Linked DNA regions of Homo sapiens: all the other regions are linked to region 3. A link is a contact called in ENCODE Hi-C or POLR2A ChIA-PET data. All regions are on one chromosome and are shown on one strand. The core of a region is the stretch at or near the end of the contact, and the rest is flanking DNA. Distances in the headings are between cores, read along the strand shown.

What was found. A loop is a pair of places that touch in the nucleus more often than their neighbours do. ChIA-PET counts read pairs that join two places held with the same protein, here RNA polymerase II (POLR2A). Pooled maps may share reads with other maps.
Region 1: a map of CD8-positive, alpha-beta T cell shows a loop between it and region 3 (13-fold over the local background). The contact joins the promoter of TIMM9 here to the promoter of KLHDC2 in region 3. A Hi-C loop is called at or near these places in 1 of 168 maps with a recorded cell type or tissue (CD8-positive, alpha-beta T cell) and 10 of 50 pooled maps. POLR2A ChIA-PET finds 5 or more read pairs at or near these places in 1 of 52 experiments (CD4-positive, alpha-beta T cell).
Region 2: a pooled map shows a loop between it and region 3 (19-fold over the local background). The contact joins the promoter of EXOC5 here to the promoter of KLHDC2 in region 3. A Hi-C loop is called at or near these places in 1 of 168 maps with a recorded cell type or tissue (prostate gland) and 7 of 50 pooled maps. POLR2A ChIA-PET finds 5 or more read pairs at or near these places in 1 of 52 experiments (activated CD4-positive, alpha-beta T cell).

What each region holds. Positions count from the first base shown.
Region 1 is chr14:58,425,321-58,429,162 of GRCh38, reverse strand. TIMM9 (translocase of inner mitochondrial membrane 9) reads left to right here and starts at 1,632. Exons shown (of 6, transcript NM_012460.4): 1 at 1,632-1,771; 2 at 1,921-2,109. KIAA0586 reads right to left here and starts at 1,444. Exons shown (of 31, transcript NM_001329943.3): 1 at 700-1,444. The coding sequence starts at 898. RefSeq lists enhancers at 1,173-1,362, 1,433-1,482, 2,497-3,440.
Region 2 is chr14:57,266,333-57,270,185 of GRCh38, reverse strand. It overlaps EXOC5 (exocyst complex component 5), which reads left to right and starts at 1,281. Exons shown (of 18, transcript NM_006544.4): 1 at 1,281-1,564. The coding sequence starts at 1,538. AP5M1 (adaptor related protein complex 5 subunit mu 1) reads right to left here and starts at 1,215. Exons shown (of 8, transcript NM_018229.4): 1 at 798-1,215. The coding sequence starts at 871. RefSeq lists enhancers at 1,051-1,250, 898-1,481 and a silencer at 1,791-1,850.
Region 3 is chr14:49,766,790-49,770,201 of GRCh38, reverse strand. It overlaps KLHDC2 (kelch domain containing 2), which reads right to left and starts at 2,049. Exons shown (of 13, transcript NM_014315.3): 1 at 1,581-2,049. The coding sequence starts at 1,733. RefSeq lists silencers at 1,820-1,999, 2,170-2,249, 2,590-2,649.

The sequences.
Region 1 (3,842 bases), core at 383-2,882, 8.7 Mb before region 3:
TTCGGTACTGACAATAAAGTGAGATTAAGCACGAAACATTTTAAAATATAACCATACACTATTGGATGTGGACAAACTATGGGTAGAAATATGTATACGATGTAAAGGTCTAATTTAACAGCAGTACTATTTGAGTGTCACCGCTGTATCCCCCAAAGAACAGCATTACAAAAGCGTTTTGCTGTTTTTGCTCACATATTCATTAATTTAATCCTCACAATTAGCAGCGAAGTGGGTAAAGCATATGTTATCCTTATTTTCACTGAGCTCTAGACAGATTAAGTGAATTGGAATATAGAAGCCATCAATTGGCAGAAGTCCTGCTTTTCCCACTATGAAAAGAAAGTAGTGAATTAGGTAAAAAGCACTACTTTGGGGGAAAACTATAAAAAACACTACGTGGGGGAAAATAAAGCACATTATACAAGTTAAGTGTATCCACCATAAATATAAAAAAAAAAATATGCAAAAGTCAATGCAAAAAAAAAAAAAAAAAGCACAACAGGGGACGTTAAAGTTTCATTCATTCCATCTATTCAAACATTTTATAGGCTTCCTGGCCATTTTCCCGGGAAACAGGGTCAGTTTTCAAACATCTGTACAAACTAGACTTATATCTTACGTTTGGGAATTTAAACAAATAAGGACTAAAGATTTACTAAACTAAAACTGGTTGAAAAACTACATGGAATCACATACCACGTGATGTTCCATTCAAACTAGTCCCCGTTCCAACAGGAAGACGTTTATTTGCAGACAATGCCGGAGGAACACAGGGCAACTCATCTTTCAGCAAAACCAAATGATCTCCATGATTTTGAGAAACTACCTCACGAAGTCTCTTCACTGGCATCTTAATCTTTTTTTTCTTCTCCAAGCTGACCTCAGAGCCTTTCATATTGTTGGTCACAAAACAAGTCCCACACTTAAGGACGGAAAAACTTTCTCTGTTTCCTTAAGACTTCAGAACAAAATTTTCACCTCTTTGCAATAACTGTTTTTAAAATGTCGAACATCCACAAAGCTGAAAATCTAAATTCTGATATTGAATCCAGGATTAGAGCTGACTATAAAGTCATATTTACCCATTAATCCCACTCAGTCTATTAATACACCACGCCAAAATGTGAAAGTGGGGATGACAAGAGAATGGCCACAGGAGCAACAATAACCATAACAGTGCACTCCCCAACCCCAGAGCTGGTAGGGCAAAACCAAACACATGTAGTGGCGGGCTTAAAATTTGTTGAGAAGAGGCAGTCAAGCAAATAAAAGCGAAATGCTATTTTTAAAATAATGACCCACATAAGAAGCGTAATAGCTTTCTTCAGCCACAGAGTCTTACACACCCCTCCAGATGCAATCGTCGGAAACATAAATTCACCCCTACGTATCTCCAGAACGCCCGAGACCCGCACCGTCGTGGGTGTAATCTGACAACAGCGTCAGTTGCCCGCAGGTCAACACCCACTTCCCTTCAAACCCGCCCTTGAGACACAACACGCATGCGCGCCAAGAAACTCACCCAAAACATCCAACCAGAAAGCTAAGCGCTCTCTGGTGCTCTTCCATTCCTCTCCGGGTGGAAACAAACTCCGGACATAACAGGGGTTTATTTATTTATTTATTTTAAGGTAGCACATTGCCGCACAAGACCGCTCTACAGTCTCATCCAAGACTTGAAGAGCTCCCGACTTGTAATACTACTTGTGTTTACCAGGGACTGTTGACACTGCTTCGCTTCCGAAGACCGTTAGGGACGTGGGATTAGGTAAATTAGGCTTCCAAGAAGTTTCGACAGATTCGGGTCATTATTGGAGAGGAAGTCGGGAATAGAAAGCGTTGTCTAAGCAGAAAATAACCGAAGTTAATCCTTAGGAGATTTTAGAATTCGCTGATGGTACCTGCTTTTTCTTCTAGATTTCCTCGCGTTATAACGAATCGGCGTCTAAGGGTTTAAGTGTCACTTGACATTACTGCTCCCACGTGTTCTTTCCCATCTGGCGGCCGCGGCTCCTGTCCAGACCCTGACCCTCCCTCCCAAGGCTCAACCGTCCCCCAACAACCCCCAGCCTTGTACTGATGTCGGATGCGAGAGCCTGTGCTTAAGTATGGTGTCTGTTCTCTGCCGTGAGAATCCGGGGTTCCCGGACGGGGGGTGGCAGGCTACGCTCCAGGAAAGTGGCGGGGTCTCCCGAGGAGGCCGCCGCACGTACCTGGAGCAGTGGGGGGTGCGAAGCGGGACAGCGCTTCGCCGGGTCGGGTGCAGACCTTCCTGGAGATGGTGTCACCTGGGCGAGGGTAGGAACTTTAGGCCCTGAGCCACCCCCAACCCGGATCTGGGGAGTCGGGGTCCTGTTTTGGGACACTGAATTAGACTATAAGGTATTTACGATGTGACCTTGAGCTGCCCGGGGGAAGATCCTCCTTTAAATGAAAATCGTCTTTAGACATAATACCAGGTCTAACACCCCTTCCCTGATCTGCTCATTTCCCAGGATGCGCTACTTAGAGCTTTCCCTTTACGCCTTACTGGAGGCTTTAGAATAATCAAAGCAGAAAATGTAATCCGATCTAAAAGCTAAATAACTAATTTTATTTCTTTTACATCTCGGCAGTCTACCTTCATAGAAGTCTAGACTTAAAATGGACTTTAAAGTCTGAGCGCGGTGGCTCACGCCTGTAATCCCAGCACTTTGGGAGGCCAAGGCGGGCGGATCACGAGATCAGGAGTTCGAGACCAGCCTGGCCAGCAAGGTGAAACCCCGCCTCTACTGAAAATACAAAAAATTAACTGGGCATGGTGGCGCGCGCCTGTAGTCCCAGCTACTCAGGAGGCTGAGGCAAGAGAATTGCTTGAACCCGGCAGGTGGAGGTTGCAGTGAGCTGAGATCGCGCCATTGTGCTCCAGCCTGAGTGACAGATCAAGACTGTCTTAAAAAAAAAAGAAAAAAAAAGACTTTAAGGGCTCAGCGTTAAAGACCCTTTTAATTATTATTTTTTTGTAACTTGCTGAGTTTCTCTAATGAGTTTTGTGTTGTTTTTTGAGACAAAGTCTCACTCTGTGGCACAGGCTGGAGTGCAGTGGCGCGATCTTGGCTCACTGCAACCTCCGCCTCCCAGGTTCAAGCGATTCTTCTGCCTCAGGCCTCCTGAGTAGCTGGATTACAGGCGCCCGCCACCACGCCCAGCTAATTTTTTTTGTATTTTTATTAGAGACGGGGTTTCACCATGTTGGCCAGGTTGGTCTCGAACTCCTGACTTGATTCACCCGCCTCGGCCTACCAAAGTGCTAGTATTACAAGCGTGAGCCACCGCACGTGGCCATTATTTTTTATTTTAGTTACATTTTCTCTTCGTAATTGGGCTCATAGGTGGTACTTGTTTGTTCACAATTTATTGTATATTATGAGTGTACTGAAAGAACTACAATGTCAGAGTCGCCAGAGACCTTGGAGATAGTTTAACTCTTACCTTCTAGGTGAAACTTATGTGAAAGAAACAGTGACCTAAGATCTGAGTGTAGGCACTCTGAATTATTAAAATGACAACTTAATTTGGATCTTACAGCTCTTTGTCATTACTCTTTAGTTCCTTTCCCTCTTTTTTTTTTTTTTTCCAGAGACAGGGCCTTGCTCTGTCATGATCATAGCTCCCTGAAGCCTTCAACTCCTGAGCTCAGGCAATCCTCCTGTCTCAGCCTCCTGAGTAGCTAGGACTACAAGCACTTGCCACCACGCTGGCTAATTTTTTACTTTTTTGTAGAAACTAGGTCTCGCCTTATTGCCCAGGCTTATTTTCTCAGCTCACTGCAACCTCTGCCTCCTGGGTTCAAGTGATTC
Region 2 (3,853 bases), core at 32-2,531, 7.5 Mb before region 3:
ATTTTCTTCAACAATTAGGAACTGTAAACTGATGATTTCTACCATTGACACATATTAACAAGATAAAAATAAAAGCCTGGGCGGGGCGCGGTGGCTCCTGCCTGTAATCCCAGCACTTTGAGAGCCAAGGCGGGCGGATCACGAGGTCAGGAGATCAAGACTATCCTGGCTAACACGGTGAAACCCCCTCTCTACCAAAAATACAAAAAATTAGCCGGGCGTGGTGGCGGGTGCCTGTAGTCCCAGCTACTCGGGAGGCTGAGGCAGGAGAACGGCATGAACCCGGGAGGCGGAGCTTGCAGTGAGCGGAGATCGCACCACTGCACTCTAGCCTGGGGAACAGAGCGAGACTCCGTCTCAAAAAAATAAAAACAAAAAAATAAAAGTCTGATATAACTTAGCATGGATTTTTCAGTAGAATAAGTTAAAATGTTCTGGAACGATTTTGTCAATGCATGTTGAAAAATCTGAAAATGTTTAGTGCTCAGTAAATTTTCTACCGTTCCCTTAGTCATCTCCATTTTAATTCTAAGCAGACGGAGGTCATTTTAAAACACAATACTAATAGAAAACATATACCGTAAATAATATGTACCAGTCATCAACTCAATTCTCACAACACTGTAAGGTAGGACTATTAAAATCTCCATTTAACAGACGAAACAGAGGTCTGTTAACTGGCTAGCCCAAGGTCACGCAGCTATTCGTGGCAAACCTGGGCCACGAAGCACCACAAAACTATGCTACTTCATCGATCTTCTGATCCATCATCCCTGAGGATTCAGATTTGCATTTACCTGGAGAATCTCACGGTGCCACAAAGTGGAGTTCCCGGTTCGTGGCTTATGAGCCACACTGCCCGCTGCGCCATGGTTAAGTCAGTAAAGCATTAGCTCATCTCATAATTAAGGTCGCCACCGAGGAACAGCGCAGACCGGCTTTCTCAGACAGACTCTTAACAGAAGCCCTGAGGCTCATCCTGCGCCGCATACCGGTCGCGCTCAGCAGAGAGGTTAGCTTTTTTAGGTGAAGTCACTAACGCTTCTGAGTCGCTCTAGGCCAACACACACCACAAAAAGTTCTAAGAACCCCAACCTATAACCTTGAGAAATTTACCTATACCCTGCAACTCCGGTATTTTCTTCCTCTAAATTCTACTTCCGGAATGGTGGCCCGCAAGGATCAAAGTTCCTCATACACGGTAGCGTCGAGCCTTTTTTCGGTTCTTTCGCCGCTCGTTTTATTCGCCGGCCCCTCCCGACAACCTCCCTGGCGCGCGCAGTTCCACTTCCGGCGTATGAGGCGGTGACAATGGGAGCAGCGCGGGCGGCGCCGGGAGGCAGCTGACAAGCGTTTGCGGCTTCGCTTCATGGCCGCTCTCCCGCCCCTCCTGGGATCTGTGGGGAGCTGGGGAGCCCGCAGCGGCCCGGAGCCGGAGCTGGCGAGCCGAGCGGAGACCTGTGCGCCGCGCCTCTGAGGCGCAGCATGTGAAGCGGAGACGGCATCCAGTGGGGGGCGAGCCTCTCAGCCGGCCGGGATGGCTACCACGGCCGAGCTCTTCGAGGTGGGCCCCGGCGGCTCTACAGGGAGTGGCAGGCCCGGGGTTTGCAGGCAGCTGGGTGGGCGGGCCGAGGAGCGGGCGTTTGCTGGCTGCCCAGGAGGAGCCCTCGGGAGAGAGGTGCGAAACAGAAGGGTTGGGGTGGCAGCTCCGTGTCAGCGCGGGCGGAGCGTGAAATGGGGGAGGGGTGCTTGGGGCCGAGGTGGGCTGGGCGGCCGGTCGGCAGAGAGGGGAAGCCGGGTGTCCCAAGGGAGGAGGGTTGCTTTTGTTTGTGGGGGCAAGAGGGAAAGTCTGGAAGGTTCGGGTGTTGGAAGATGTCTACTCCGGATGAGTAGTGGGAAGGGCTGACTCAGGACGAGGAAAGAGAGCCAGGAGCCTCAGGTTGGGCGAGTCTTGTCGCTGGGGTCCTCGCGGGAATAATAGGAGGAAGCCACTTGAGATCGGGACTCTTGGGGGCTTCTCGTTTTGAGTAATTATTCCATTAGTAAGGTTGCAGGTGGCATTCATAGGACTGCCAGTTTAACCTGACATTTGAAAAGGCTGGGACAATTTTTTTTTTTTTGGACAATAAAGGCCTACTTATCTCTTTCGACTGAAGAGAGATAGACTGAAGGGAGGCAAAATTCAAGTGAACACTTTATTTCATGTAATACATAATAATACACTCGAGGCATTTACGTGTATTATAAAATAAAAAAAGTTTATAAAATAAAACGAACACTTCGTTTCATGTATATAATGCACCTTAAGTGTATTATATGCATTTACATGTATTATAAAATCACCTAACTGCAAGCTAGAGAATCCTTAATATGTAATAGTGAGAATACTAATGTCTTTCCTCGAGCGTTTACAGTATCTAAACCTTAAAATTTAATTTCGTGAAGTCCGTTGTAAGAAGCTGTGATAAAAGTTTGAGATAATAGAATAGGAAAACTCTAATTAGGCTACAAAACAATGACACGTATAAAGCATCTCCTTGTGTGAAAGAAATGAAAACGGATAAGAAAAAGGAAAGAAAGACCCCTTTTTTGTGTGTGTGCTTGTGTTTCACATTGAGTAACAAAAGTGTAATAATTGAGAAGACTGTAATCCACAATAGGGAACTTCTCCATAAGTGAAAATGGTATCCTTTTTCTGCGTAAGATTCAGCAGTTTTTGTGGCTTACAATTTGAATGCCACAGTTTTAATAACAAATGGAAATTTACATTTGTTATTGTTACTATATTTTGCATATCAGTCAGCTTTTGGATAGATAATGCTTTTTTTGAGAGGAGTAATATATGTTATTGTTATAATAAGTTGTAATAAGACAGTAATTTGTGAATGAAGGATTGTAATTACAAGAAAGACTTCAGAGATATTGTATTTTCTCACTTAAGTGTTGGGAGATATGCTACATTAATTTCTGTAATTCCAAAATTGTGCCATCTGTTTATTGACACAAGAACGGGGAGACATTTTTCCTGCTAGGAACTTTTACTGTGTCCCTAGGTACTAAGTAGTGCTGTGGTTCCTTGTTTTATTTTTCACATCTTAAAAAGGGAGAAAACGATGAAGTTGTATGAGATCTTTAATTAAGGTATTTGCCGGCAAGCCAGCTCTTAACTGAAAACTGTTATATATGTTGTCATACAGTTCATAAGACATTATCCTTTGAGTTAATCCTGCTTGACAGTTCCAGTTGTACCTTGGACCATCTTATGTATATTTTTATTTAAATGTTTGACCACATGATTTCAGTAACTTATTTGGAAATATGTTTGATTTTTTTTTTTCCCCTCTCCCTAGCGGGGAAGGGGAGGAGGTGGGGAAATATATATTTTGCTTTCTGGGGTCCTGCTATTAGGTTAAGTAGTATATATATACGTTTTATATATATATATATATACACACACACACATACACATATATATATATAACGTATATATAACATACATATATATAATGTAATTTAGTGACTCTAGTTACATGGTAGCCAGTAAGATTCTGTGATAATAGAGACAGTAGCCCTTAGACTACCCTTAGGCCAGAGGGTTTTTAGGACAAATTTAAACGTATTTATAGATCTTAAAACTGACGTGACTTTTTTTCTTGACTATATGTAGCTTGTTGCTTCATCATAATTAAAAGCATAATAGTTACAATTAAGTTTCAATAGTTATAATTAAGAAGTGCATTTATCTTTTCTGGTACTGCTATGAATCCAGCCCTACAGTGGACTCTACTCTTGAGTAAGTTTTCATCCCCAAGTGAAAAGTTGATCTCTTGGCCTTGGAGGGAGGAGGAAAAAA
Region 3 (3,412 bases), core at 800-3,299:
CCTCCCTGAATCGGCCCCAATCATCCAGGCCCTTTTAAATCCACAAGAAATATTCCACACTAAGAATCCTCCCCTGCCCCACTCCCAAAGTCTTATTCTCTCATGCTGTCATTTTAAAAATACAATTATGAATTAGGTAGCTTAGAAGTGTCATTGACAGGTTTCTCCAGGGGAATTAATTTACATTTTTATAAGGGTGACTACATGCTTGCCCCCCCGCCCCCCTTCTTGCAATTCTCTACCCCTTTCTAAAGTATTTTTGAGACAGTTTCCTTCTTGTTGCCCAGGCTGGAGTGCAATGGCGCCGTCTCAGCTCACTGCAAACTCCGCCTCCCTGGTTCAAGTGATTCTCCTGCCTTAGCCTCTCAAGTAGACGGGATTAGGGCGCCCGTCACCACGCCAGGCTAATTTTTTTTTTTGTATTTTTAGTAGAGACGGAGTTTCACTATGTTGGCCAGGCTGGTCTCGAGCTCCTGACTTCAGCTGATCCACCTACCTTGGCCTCCCAAAGTGCTAGGATTACAGGCGTGAGCCACCGCGCCCGGCCCCCTTTCTATTTTCTAACCACATTCATTGGAAACTGGGGAAAACACTGCAGATTCATTAGGATTGGCAAAAAATTACTTTTGCAGTTAAACCAAAATAAAGTATCAGGACAGCCATCTTTGAAAGCTATCTCAAAAATGGTCAACTATGATCAAGTCAGCTGTACCATAAGCTAAAAACAATCACAAAGCAAGTCATCCAAGGCACGGGCGTGGGGAGGGCGGAGAACATTTTCAAGACCAAAGAGGAATTTTGTGGTAGGACTGGCTCAGAGCCATCCTAGCAAATAAAATTCTAGATTTCCGAGGTTAGCAGGGTAAAGAATGGCAACTGGCTTTAAACTGCTAACTAATCACGTTGTTTATAACCAGGGGATCGGAGAGTCAAAGAGCTGCACTCTGTAGTTCATTTGATGCTGGGGATTTTTTGGTTACTGGTGGAGCTTTTCCATTATCTTAATAGGGGTGTCTGCTGAAAAACTTCAACCCAGCTGAAGCCAGAAGGAAAACAGTCCTGATGGCCATTTGCACAGGCGGGAAGGCTGAATAAGGTGGTTCCTGTAACCTTTTGGAATTCCAGTTTTCCTACACCTCGGCCTCCCTGTAAGTGGGCAGCGGTTCCCAGCTCCAGAGGGTGAAGTCCTCGTAGGCCGTCCTCATAACGCGTCTGAGTGATATCACACACCGTCACCTTTCACACCCCAACCCTTCCGAATGCACCGCCCAAGCAACATTAACAGGGCCTTCCCCGGAATAACGCTCCAATGGCAACAACGGGGGTGGGAGTGAGTTGGCTTTGTGAGCACCAGGGTGACATGACAGCAGCCCTGGAGGTTCGAGACGGGTTGGGGTACTCGAGAGAAGGAAGATTCCCGCGCGCAAAAAAAAAACAACCAACGGGCAGAGTCTGAGGTGGGGCGCGCGACGCAGGCGGGGAGCGCCCTCGGCGGCCCGCTCTGGCCTCCCCGCCTGGCCGCGAACGCAGACCCGAGTCACAGCCGAGCGACGTCCGTCGCGGCCCGGCCACTCACTGACCTTGTAGCCGCCCCAGACGAACATGTGGCGCCCGTCGCTGACGGCTACGTGGCCGCTGCGCTCAGCGGGGCAGGCAAGCTCCATGGACTCATAGCTCTCGAAGGCTGGCCCAGGCAAGTCGTCAGCCCGCAGATCCTCGTTGCCATCAGCCATCTTGAGGCTGCACTTTTGCTAACCAACAATGCCCACACCCGCGAGGGGCCAAAAAAACAAAGGAAAAGGAGAGAAATGCACAGCGGCGCGAGGCAAGGAAAAGGCGGTGGCGAAAGGGACGGCGTTGAGGCCTCTCTGCCGCCTGCGCTCGCGTTTCCCAGCCTCCTCGGCCGAGGACGGCTCTCCGCCGCCGCCGGGGCACGCCTGCAGACAGAGGGGCCGCGAGCGGAGCCGGGCGGCGGCGGCGCGGGCCCGGGACTCGGGGCACTGCAGGGAAGCGGTCCGCGTCGGGCCGGCTCCCTATTGCAGCCCGTCTGCCCCGCCTCCTGCAGTCCACGGCCTTGTTTACGCCGCGGCCGGAAGCCGCCCGTTCCGCTGACGCCGCCCGCCGAGCTCCGGAAGCGAGGCTGCCGCTCAGCGCCCCCAGCGCCGGGTCCTCCAGCCGCCGCCGCCGCCGCCGCCGCCTCTGCCCGCGCCTCCGCCTACGGCCTGGGCACCGCAGATCTATGGGGCCCGGCGACTTCTAGTCGCGCTTCGAGTCTCCTTTCACTGAGGGAACCACAGGGATAATGTCCTGAATCGGTCCCTGAAAGCTGCTGAATTTTAGCCGGATTGCCGCAATTTTTTTTTTCTTCCCGAGGATTTCTATTCGTTTGATTGAGGGATGATCTCAGAGGGTTCACAGCCCGGGCAGGGGCACCAGAATTGCTCCACTAGCAAGTTTCTGGTCTCGCCTTAGAGTCGATGCAGGCCCTGCTGTTCTGCGGGCGCGAGGGCAGTCGCTTAGCTCTCACGTGGGGCCCAGCCCGATCCCCGGGGGCCTCTCCTGAGCTCCTGCCGCCCCTGCCGGGCGCCGCCTCTGCGGGAATCTGACGTTGCCGCCGCCGCCGCTGCCGCCGCCAGCCGGGCTGCAGAGTTGGCTTGAAAAGCGTTTCCGAAGCCGTAACCACCCTTTTCTTCAGAAAGAAAGGCGGATCCTTTTCACGCACACACAGCTTTCTCTTATATGATACCTTTCAATTGGGCCAAAAGAAAATTACGAGTTACTGTGCTTGATACCTCACCTGTAAAATAGGGTGGGACAAAAATAATCTTAAATTCTTGATCTTACAGTGCCTGTAGAATTTATCGTGTTTGGTAGGAGGGACGTGCTTCATTATCTCCATTTCCCTCATCTTCTGGTTGGGAGCACTCCATAGAAAAGGAACACTTTGAACAATAAAAGGCTTTTTTTTTTTAATTATTAAAATGCTTATAGCCTGCCACTCCTCCCCTAGTGTGCCAGTGTGTTTACTTGAACTCAAGAACTTGAAAGTTACTTAAGAGGATTAATTAAAGCCTTCAACAAGGAAGCAAATCACCTTGAGGCTGTTAAGACCTTATCTGCCATCCACCCTGGTTGGTGCCCTCAAATCTGTCTGGTTCACAGAATTCCTTGCAGCAGTGTCTTCTCCCAGTCGAATTATGCTCACTAGACTTTGGGGTTATCGAAGTTCCTTGTGAACCAACCTCGTGAATCTGATCGAGTCACTTAAAAACCTTGAGCTGGCTCCCGTCGTCCTTAGTAGAATCCAAAATTAATATCTCGGCTGGGCGCGGTGGCTCACGCCTGTAATCCCAACACTTTGGAAGGCCGAGGCAGGCGGATCACCTGAGGCCAGGAGTTCGAGACCAGCCTG